Regions from separate parts of the Homo sapiens genome. Here region 2 is linked to region 1. The links are chromatin loops, found by intact Hi-C in ENCODE. Cell type or tissue: Caco-2. All regions are shown on one strand.

Region 1 (5,000 bases):
ATCTACTTAGGATCTTTTTCTTTAAACATTAGGACATTTCCATTTCTAGCCTTTCATTGATTCTATCCCTGAATGCATGCAACCATTCACTTACAAGAGAAAATTCATAAGCTATGGGGAAATTTTATTTTATTTTTCTTTGTTAATGTAGGACTGGTCATAGGCATGGTTATTTTGGATACTAATTCTATTTCAAAGGCCTTAAAATGCTAACATAAAAATGTCTTCACCATTTTTTATTTCGTTCCAGAGTTCATAATTCTTATCATGACTGATATTTCTCCTGAAAACACTCTGTAAAATACAAAATGTTCCCTGTGAGAGCTCATACCTCAACCACTATCACTGTTTTCAAAGTACTCCAAGACTCACCCAGGAAGCAGTTATGAAGGGGATGCTGCACCACTTTAAAATACATTTGTTGTGTTTATACACAATTCTTTAACTCATTACTATGAGAACTGTTGAGATGGTAAAACAGGTTCAGCACACATTTATGAAACACTATTTATTGATGCTGATGAAGAATGTTGCAATGAGATTGATAGGTTTGATACAGAACAAGCTAATGTAAACTATAAATGTTGCAATTTTTTTTTTCTATTGAACACAAAACCCTGCAAGTTAACATCTAATGTCATGGAGACCTGGGTCTTAATAAATGGTAAATAACAGGTAAAACAGAGGTTTATCACTAGGAGGATAAAAATCTCCTGGGTAAGCCAATTATACAATGCTACTGTACATGCAGAAGATATACACCATCCTGTTGCCATATATCTAAGTTTTTAACAGTTTTTTCTTAATATCTATCTCCTCCCCAGATTCTGAAACAATAGATGCACAAATATGAAACGATTAAACTAACTTGATTAGCTGAAGCCAATAATAACTACCCAAACAAAAGCTGAACACTTAAACCTACTCAGCCATAAACAGAAGAGCTTGAAAGCTGCAGGCTTTGTCCCTAAAGCTAGGGCTTGCTGTTGTGGTGTTAACATCGAGAAGCTTGAGATAAAGGTGTCTGTCCCATAGAAGGCTCAGTTAGGTAGGCAGTATCATTAGCTCATTTGCTCCAGCCAGTGGAGGGTAAGATTTTCCATTCTTAATTTTCTCATCCACTAGGATCATCAGGTAGAGAATGGAGAGATTGGGGAACCATTCTAAGAGCAGATGTATTCACTTATTATGGGCAAAATCACAATAAAACATATACTTTGGGGTTATCCTTTGTACTGGAAATAAATCTGCCAGATGATATCTAACTTTGTGGAGACTAGGCCCTAATAAATAGTAAATAGCAAGTAAAACAGAGGTAATTCCCTTAGAGAATTAAAATCTCTTTGACCTCTTTTACAAGCCACATATTCTTTTCCTGATGCTCACAGGCTTTCCTTCTTAAGGTTTCCTCCCTTCAAGCTGCAAACAATCTATTTTATCCCCACAGGGTAGATCCTAAGCCTCCTGCTACATTACGATCCAATCTCACTTCCCTAAGACTTGGGTCAAAAGTCAGATTCAGTCTTCTTCATTCTGTTTTTCCTCTTCTTTGTTCTGCCATAACTTCATCACTCTATGCAATTTTTGTAATGGACAAATAAAGTCAACATTTTGGGAGAATGGCATCCAGAAATATGAGAAAGCCAAACCCATTACTTCAAATCCTCATTAAATCCAAGTAGCAGCTTGAATATCTTGAAAGTTAAATAGTGTACACAACAAAATTAAAATAAAAAAAAAAAAGAAAACCTCGAGGGCAGTGGATTATGGCGAACTAGAAGTAAGACAAGATTGCAGCTCCGACTCAGATGGACAGAGCAACGTGTGGAGGCTTGCATCGTGCATTTTTGCTCCAGAATGACTGGAATAAATCCTGCAGAAAATGACTGCAGCAAACCTGAAAAGATCCATAGACCCCTGAAGGAAGCAGATTGCTCCTGCAGGACCCAGGAGACACCCCAAATACTGTGAGTGCCCAAACTGTGGAAGTGGGAAAGGGAGATTATCTGCCCCTGAACACACACCCCCACTGGGGAAGCTGAAGGCTTAGATTAAAAGAGAAGATTTTGATCTTACCTGGAGCTGAGTCGATTTAGAGAGCCAAGCAAAATATAGGGGAAGAGGAAGCAGTTGGAAAAAGCCCTGGGAGATCACTGGGTCCCCTAGCAAGCCATTTTTGCCTGGCCTTACAAAGGTCCTTCGGGAGGGTGGCCAGAGGTACTGGGAAAAGGCCACAGGGAGAAGGAAGGCTCCAGCTGAACTTTATAGCAATTTGAACTCAACCAGAAGCCTCCTGACCAGAACTCGATGGGAGGGGTGAAGCTGGCTTGCAGATTCCACAGGTGGGGAAAGAAGGAAAGCTTTATTTGCTTTGCAGCTGGGAGGTGGGTACTCTGGAGCAAGTTCTCAGCCCTGCTTGTTCACTGCCTGGAAACAGACTCAGTGCTGTTGGGGTGAGCATGGTGAAAGTAAGACTGGCCCTTCCAGTTGCATGGGAGCTGGGTGAGGCTTATGACTGCTGGCTTTTCCCCACTTCCCTGATAACCTGAATGACACAGTAAACAAAGTCATAATCCTCCTAGGAGCATAACTCTGTTGACCTGGGAACCTCACCCCCATCCCCCACAGCAGCCAAAGTAAGACCCGCCCAAAGAGAGTCTGAGCTCAGACACACCTATCTATGGCCCCACCACATGGTCCTTCCATACCCACCCTGGTAACTGAAGACACAGGGCATATACTCTTGAGAGTTCTAGGGCCTTACCTACCACCTGTTTCTCCCCATACTACCACAGCTGATACTCTCTGGAAAGTTCCACCTCCTGGCAGGAAGCCAACCAGCACAAAAATAGAGCATTAAACCATCAAAGCTAAGAGCACTCACAGAGCCCATTTCACCCCCTGCCACCTCCACTGGAACAGGTGCTGGTACCCCTGGCTGAGAGACCACAGATGGTTCACATCACAAGATTCTGCAGACAACCCCCAGTACTAGCCCAGAGCCTGGTAGACTTGCTGAATGGCTAGATCCAGAACAGAGATAACAATCACAACAGCTCAGCTCTTAGGAAGCCACATAAAAAAATCACACTAGCTCACCAGCAATAGGCCCAAGCCAAGAAGAAATTTCTGATTTACACGAAAAAGAATGCAAGAGTATAATTATTAAGCTAATCAGGGAGGCACCAGAGAAAGGCAAAGCCCAATGTAAGGAAATCCAAAAATGATATAAGAAGTGAAAGGAGAAATATTCAAGGAAATTGATAGCACAAATAAAAAAACAATAAAAACTTCAGGAAACATTTGACAAACTTATAGAAATGCAAAATGCTCTGGAAAGTCTAAGCAATAGAATTGAACAATCAGAAGAAATAAATTCAGAGCTTGAAGATGAGGTCTTTGAATTAACCCAATCCAATAAAGACAAAGAAAAAAATAAGAAGATATTAACAAAGCCTCCAAGAAGTCTGGGATTATGTTAAATGACCTAATTTAAGAATAATCGGTGTTTCAGAGGAAGAAGAGAAATCTAAAAATCTAAAAGTTTGGAAAATATACTTGGGAGAATAACTGAGAAAAACTTCCCCGGCATTTCTCTAGACCTAGACATCCAAATACAAGAAGCACAAAGAACACCTGGGAAATTCATTGCAAAAAGATCATTGCACCTAGGCACATTGTCATCAGGTTATCTAAAGTTCAGATGAAGGAAAAAATCTTAAGAGCTGTGAGACAAAAGTACCAGGAAAACTTTAAGGCAAAATCTGATTAACAGAAGATTTCTCAGCAGAAACTCCACACCCTTTGGGGTCCTATCTTCAGCCTCCTCAAACAAAACAATTAGCAGCCAAGAATTTTTTATCCAGCAAAACTAAGCTTCATATATGAATGAAAGATACAGTATTTCAGACAAACAAATGCTGAGAGAATTTGCCATTACCAAGTCACCACTACAAGAACTGCTAAAAGGAGCTCTAAATCTTGAAACAAATTCTGGAAACACATCAAAAAAGAACCTTTTTAAAGCATAAATCTCACAGGACCTATAAAACAAAAATACAATTGAAAAAACAAAAACAAAAGCAATGAAAAATCAAGATATACAGGTAACAAATAGCACGATGAATGGAATGGTACCTCACATCTAAATACTAACATTGAATGTAAATGGCCTAAATGCCCCAATTAAAAGATACAGTATTGCAGAATGGCTAAGAATTCACCAACCAACTATCTGCTGGCTTCAAGAGACTCACCTAACATATAAAGACTCACACAAACTTAGGGTAAAGGGGTGGAAAAAAGACATTTCATGCAAATGAACACCAAAAGTGAGCAGGGCTAGCTATTCTTACATCAGACAAAACAAACTTTTAAGCAACAGCAGTTAAAAAAGACAAAGAGGAGCATTATATAATGATACAAGGCTTTGTCCAACAGAAAAATATCACAATCCTAAACATACGTGCACCTAACACTGGAGCTCCCAAATTTATAAAACAATTACTAATAGACCAAAGCAAAGAGATAGACCACAACACAGTAATGGTGAGGGACTTCAATACTCCACTGACAGCACTGGACAGGTCATTAAGACAGAAAGTCAAGAAAGAAACAATGGATTTAATCTGTACCCTGGAACAAATAGACTTAACAGATATATACAGAACATTCCATCCAACAATCGCAGACTGTACATTCTATTCAACAGTGCATGGGACTTTTTCCAAGATAGGCCATACAATAGGCCACAAAACAAGCTTCAAAAAGTTTAAGAAAACTGAAATTATATCTAGCACTCTCTCAGACCACAGTGGAATAAAACTGGAAAATAAATCCAAAAGAAACCTCCAAAACCATGCAAATACATGGACATTAAATAACCTACTCCTGAATGATCATTGGGTCAAAAATAAAATCAGGGTGGAAATTAAAATTTTTTTGAACTGAACGACAATAGTGACACAACCAATCAAAACCTCTGGAACACAGTAAAGGTG
Region 2 (5,000 bases), 130 kb after region 1:
ATAATATATTCATGTTGTTCATCTAAACCTCTAGTTGTTATGTAACATCTTAAAGTATAGAAATGTCCTGTCTTAATTATCCTCTTAATTATTCTTTTAAGAGGTAATTTAATTTTAGATAAATTCTCTTAAAAAATGTAAACAGGAAAAATTGTTTTTCGTAAATAAAATAGCCACAGTATTTTCAAACCTATTTTTATTTATCTGTAGCCTCAGAGCCAGCAGAATAAGGTTTTTTGATACTCTAAAACAGAGGGAAAATAAGTTAAAGGAAAATATTATGCTATATGTTGGCAAGTTTTACCTGCTTTCATGAAATAAATTGAACATACCATTACATCATAGTCAAGTTATTACATACTTTTGTTTATCTATTACTGTATTACAAAAGGGAAAAGTACTACATTCACTGTATGTTAACAATGATAATACAGAAGGCGTAATATGAGAGAACAGTTCCAACACATTTGGAAGTGGAGTGCACTGCCAAGAATGTTTAGCTTTTACTGACTTGTAAGACTGGTTAATTTTACTGAAAGTTACTCTCTAAAACATTTCCAGCTTGACTGAAAATGAATCAATATTTACTGATGAAAGATTACACAACTTTGAAAGAGGCAGACAAACTCTAAAATTGGTCTTTTACTACCTGAAAGAAACTCCCATCAGTGAATAGTCTGTGGAATAAAGAACAAAATAGCATTACCTTTGACTTTTAATTGATTTTAGTTGCTGGAAGACACTAAACTAATCAATAACAGTAATAATGACAGGAACTAGGGTCTCATGTTTGGAAGTTCACTAAAAAATATTATGTGTATTCAAAGCAATGTGAAGGTAATAGGCATGAGGTCTCTACCATAAAACACCTCCCCCAATAGCTATGGTGACATGTAAATCAATATGAGCCCTAAGCAATGGAAGAATCTTCTAGTTGAGTACAATAGCAGAAAGTGGTGTTAAATATGAGAATGAATGAGAATGAAAACTGAATTTCAGTTATGCTGCTTTTGGCTGCAAGTACAGAAAAGCCAACTATAATGGATAAAATAAACAAGTGTATTTGCTCACACAACTAAAAGTCCAGAGGTCACTGGATTCAATCTAGCTATATCCAGTAGGTCTGGGCTACATCTTTCCCTGTGAATTCCTCTGTGTTCATTCCTACAATGGTGTCCTTCATGAGAACAATCTAACGATGAAGGTCAAAGTTTCACAATCACAGAACACAAATTCATGAGGGTGAGATATATCTTCTGGTGGCTTTATTTTAGGAAACAGAAAACTTCTTTTGCCTAAGCTCCCAGCAAACCTCTCTTTCATCTCTCCGTCTCAGAGTCAGCCATACCCCAATCTTGAAGCTAAAGGAATTTTTGTAGTTAATTGACTTGGAGATTACTGCAGGATTTAGCAGGCTCATCCTTGGACCTGTGGGTGAAGTAAGATTTATTTTTTCTATGAAGGAAATATGTCAACCGAAAAATAAATTAGTGTACTCCCAAAAGTAGAAGTGAAAAGAAAGTTTCATATGATGAGAAAGAAAATTATTACAAAACCCTATTTTTCAGCTCTCTTTACTGATATAATAAAAAATATACTCAAAAATGTAGATATAAGCTTTATCTATAAAGAGGAACTGTTAAAAAAAAAGTCCAGTATTCAGCTAAAATCTATTCAACACATCCTATTCACACATTCAATTTCTAATGAGGTTCTTGTCACTGAGATTATATTTCATTTAGAAAGACAATCAATTCAATAATTAAGTGAATATGATAACCACATAATGTTAAAGATCTGTGTAAGAAATAAATAGAGAAATATGATAGGAAATAAAAGGTAGAAAGCCAGACTACTTTTTATAGAATGACCAAGAAAACATTCCCTGGGAAGATGACATTTAAGCTTAAACATTAAACATGAAAGTTGAAAAAGAGACGTAAAACAGTGAGTAGAGAAAGTTGTTTCAGAAAGAGAATACAGAAAGGGCAAAGGGCCTGAGGTGCCTGTGCGTGCACGCACACACACATGCACACACACACACACACACACACACACACACACACAGAGTTAAAACATCTTGTTTTTATGGAAATAGAATTCACTCTGTTAAGGGTGAAAATGGGGTAGAGGAGATGTACAATACAAAAACATGCATAAATAATAAATATGTGAAAATATGTGTGCTTTGGGAAAAAAATAAGCAGGGAAAGACTGAACAAATAGCAATGACGGGGACTGAAAAAGGCTTGAAATATTAAATACAGTGTCAAGAGAAGAGCTTCAATGAAAGGGTGAAATTTGAGCAGATACCAGAAAGAAGAAAGAGAACAAACAGGTCATACAAAGAGCTGAGGAAAAACGTTTATGTAAAGAGAAATGCAAACAGAAATAGCCAAGATAAGAGCTTGGCTAACATTTTTTACAAAAGCAAGAAGGCTAGCTCACTAAAGCAAAGAGAACAAGTTGGGAGAGCAGATGAGGTATTGTAGGGCATTGTTGCTTTTGTTGAGAATTTTGACTTTTACTCTGAGTGACATCAAAGCCATTGGGAAATGAGTTGCATAAGAACAACATAGTCTACATGATCTGATAGATTTAAGATCATCACTCAGGCTGCTGTGTCATGAATTAGAATGCAAGGGGCAAGGACTAAGCAAGGATCCCTAGAAGATACTATTTAAAAACTAAGTGGGAGATCACAGTGGCTCAGGTCAGAGTAATAGTAGTGAAGGTGGAAGAAAACGGTTGGAATCTGGATATGTGTTAAAGCAAAAACGGAAATGATTTATCATAAGATTAGAGGTAGGTGTGAAAAAAATAGTATTTATAAGGAAAAATAGCAGTTTCTAAATGTCTTGGAAAAATAACTTTTTGAATATTTATAAATACCATTAAAAGATAATGGCTTCTTCATGTATTATAATTCTTCATGCCTTTTTCAATAACTTTTAATTTTTTTAACAAGTAGAAGCAAATAGTGGTGAGACTAATTTTACCTTTGGAAGTCAATTATTTTGTGTTAAGTAAAGAATAAGCAGTTATACCAGCGTCGTTTTTCAAGTATTATGTGTAACACAGTAGCATGCATCTTTGCAATAGTTTTGTGCAGATATGTGATTGAAGAAATAAAGACACTGCAAAGCAATGACTGAAAAAAAGAGAAACGTTTATAAAAGATCTCAAAATATTGACAAAACTATATATACTGAATATAAATAAATTGAAAGAATTTTTCTTTTTATTTTAACTTTTTTGAAATTATACATATATATGTATATTTTGCATATATATATATATACAGGAAAAAAGCTTATACCATAACTGAACAATTAATGAATTTTCACATGCTAAACATTCCTTGTCACTAGCACTCATAAAAGAAAAATAACAAATACCTCAGAAATAATTTTGTTGTTCTCTTTCAATTACTATTCCAATAGTTAATCACCATACTGATACATAAAAAATAAATGTGTTGCGTTTTCATATTTTGTGTATAAATTAATTCATTCAACATACACACTTTTGTGTCTAGTTTCATTAATTCAACAGAATGTTTGAGAGATTCATCTATATTGATATAGTTGTCAATCTTATCACTGTACTCTGTGGCAGATTTTGTTTTCAAAGATGGCCACACAGTGTCTCCCAACCCACATGATCTTCAAATTGAGCTTGCTGCTTCCTAGAGATGGAATCCAATTCCTATCCACTTGGATTATCCTGACATTAATGACTTTCTTGTAATCAGTGCAATGTGGCTTAATGAATAGGGTGTGACTTATGACTTCTAATGCTAGATCAGAAGAAGCACTGCAGCTTAGTTCTTATTTTTTGAAACACCAGCTCCTCATATACTCCTTCTTGGGATCCTCCCTTCTTAGAATGCAGCTGAAATTCTCAGAGAAGCCCAAGTCACATGCAAATGTTCCAACTGAATAATCCCAATTAGATATCAATCACTCCAGTGAAGTAATATTCAAAAGCTTCTGGTTTCCAGCCATTTAAGTCAGCCCCAACCATTCAAGTCTTCCCAGCTGAGGCCCCAGACATCATGTAATAGGGATAAATTATCCCTGCTGTGCCTTATCTCAATTTCTGATTCACAGTATCTATGGCCATATTGTTTGTTATTTTATTCTGGTGTATTTGAAATGGTTTTGTATGCAGCAACAATGGCTATGTATGCAGCTACTGGAACCTGTACCCATTCTCTGAATGAACCATAGTCAACTGTGGATGAGAATTTGGATTTTTTTCTACTTTGTAGCTTTTATGAATAGTGCTTCTGTGAACATAACATCTGTGTATTGTTGAGCCTTTGTATATATTTGTGTCGAGCTTATAAACATGAATGGAATTAGTATTCATTGGTACAGATTAAAAGATAGAACCAAATAATTTTCCAAAGTAGATGTAAAATATTTACATTCCCAGGCTGGGCACGGTGGCTCATGCCTGTAATCCCAGCACTTTGGGAGGCCGAGGTGGGCAGATCACCTGAGGTCTGGAGATAGAGACCAGCCTGACCAACATGGTGAAACCCCATCTTTACTAAAAGTACAGAATTAGTTGGGTGTGGTGGCACATGCCTATAATCCCAGCTACTTGGGGGGTGAGGCAGGAGAATTGCTTGAACCTGGGAGGCAGAGTTTGCAGTGAGCCAAAATCGCGACATTGCACTCCAGCCTGGGCAACAAGAGCAAAACTCAGTCTCAAAAAAAAAAAAAACAAAACAAACAAACAAAAAAAACTACATTCCCACAAGCAGCGTATGAATTCTGATTGTTCAGTGTCCTTGCCAACATTTCATTTTTTATCATATATCTTTTAGCTATTCCAGTAGATGTAGTATGCTATCCCATTGAAGTTTTCCTTGCATTTCTCTGATGTCTTACGTTATGAACAACTTTTTGTGTGTTAATTAGCCATTTAGATGTCCACTTTTCAAAAGGAAGTCTTTAACTCGTATTTCAACTGAGTTTTCTTTATTTTCC

Evidence for each region. Hi-C counts contacts between places; a loop is a spot of excess contacts. Peaks named below come from ENCODE experiments on the same cell type or tissue, not always from the same donor. Only the 100,000 strongest peaks of a DNase experiment are listed, where the experiment ranks them.
Region 2: a loop joins it to region 1, with 8 times the contacts of the local background. A loop is called at or near these places in 2 of 110 quality-filtered maps.

Annotation. Positions count from the first base shown.
Region 1 is chr14:43,649,135-43,654,134 of GRCh38, forward strand. No RefSeq gene overlaps it. Among named protein-coding and RNA genes, the nearest start is that of LINC02307, 730 kb to the right of the region's middle. In Caco-2, no CTCF peak of the experiment used is centred here; a DNase peak (open chromatin) is centred at 2,497.
Region 2 is chr14:43,778,254-43,783,253 of GRCh38, forward strand. No RefSeq gene overlaps it. Among named protein-coding and RNA genes, the nearest start is that of LINC02307, 610 kb to the right of the region's middle. In Caco-2, no CTCF peak of the experiment used is centred here; no DNase peak of the experiment used is centred here.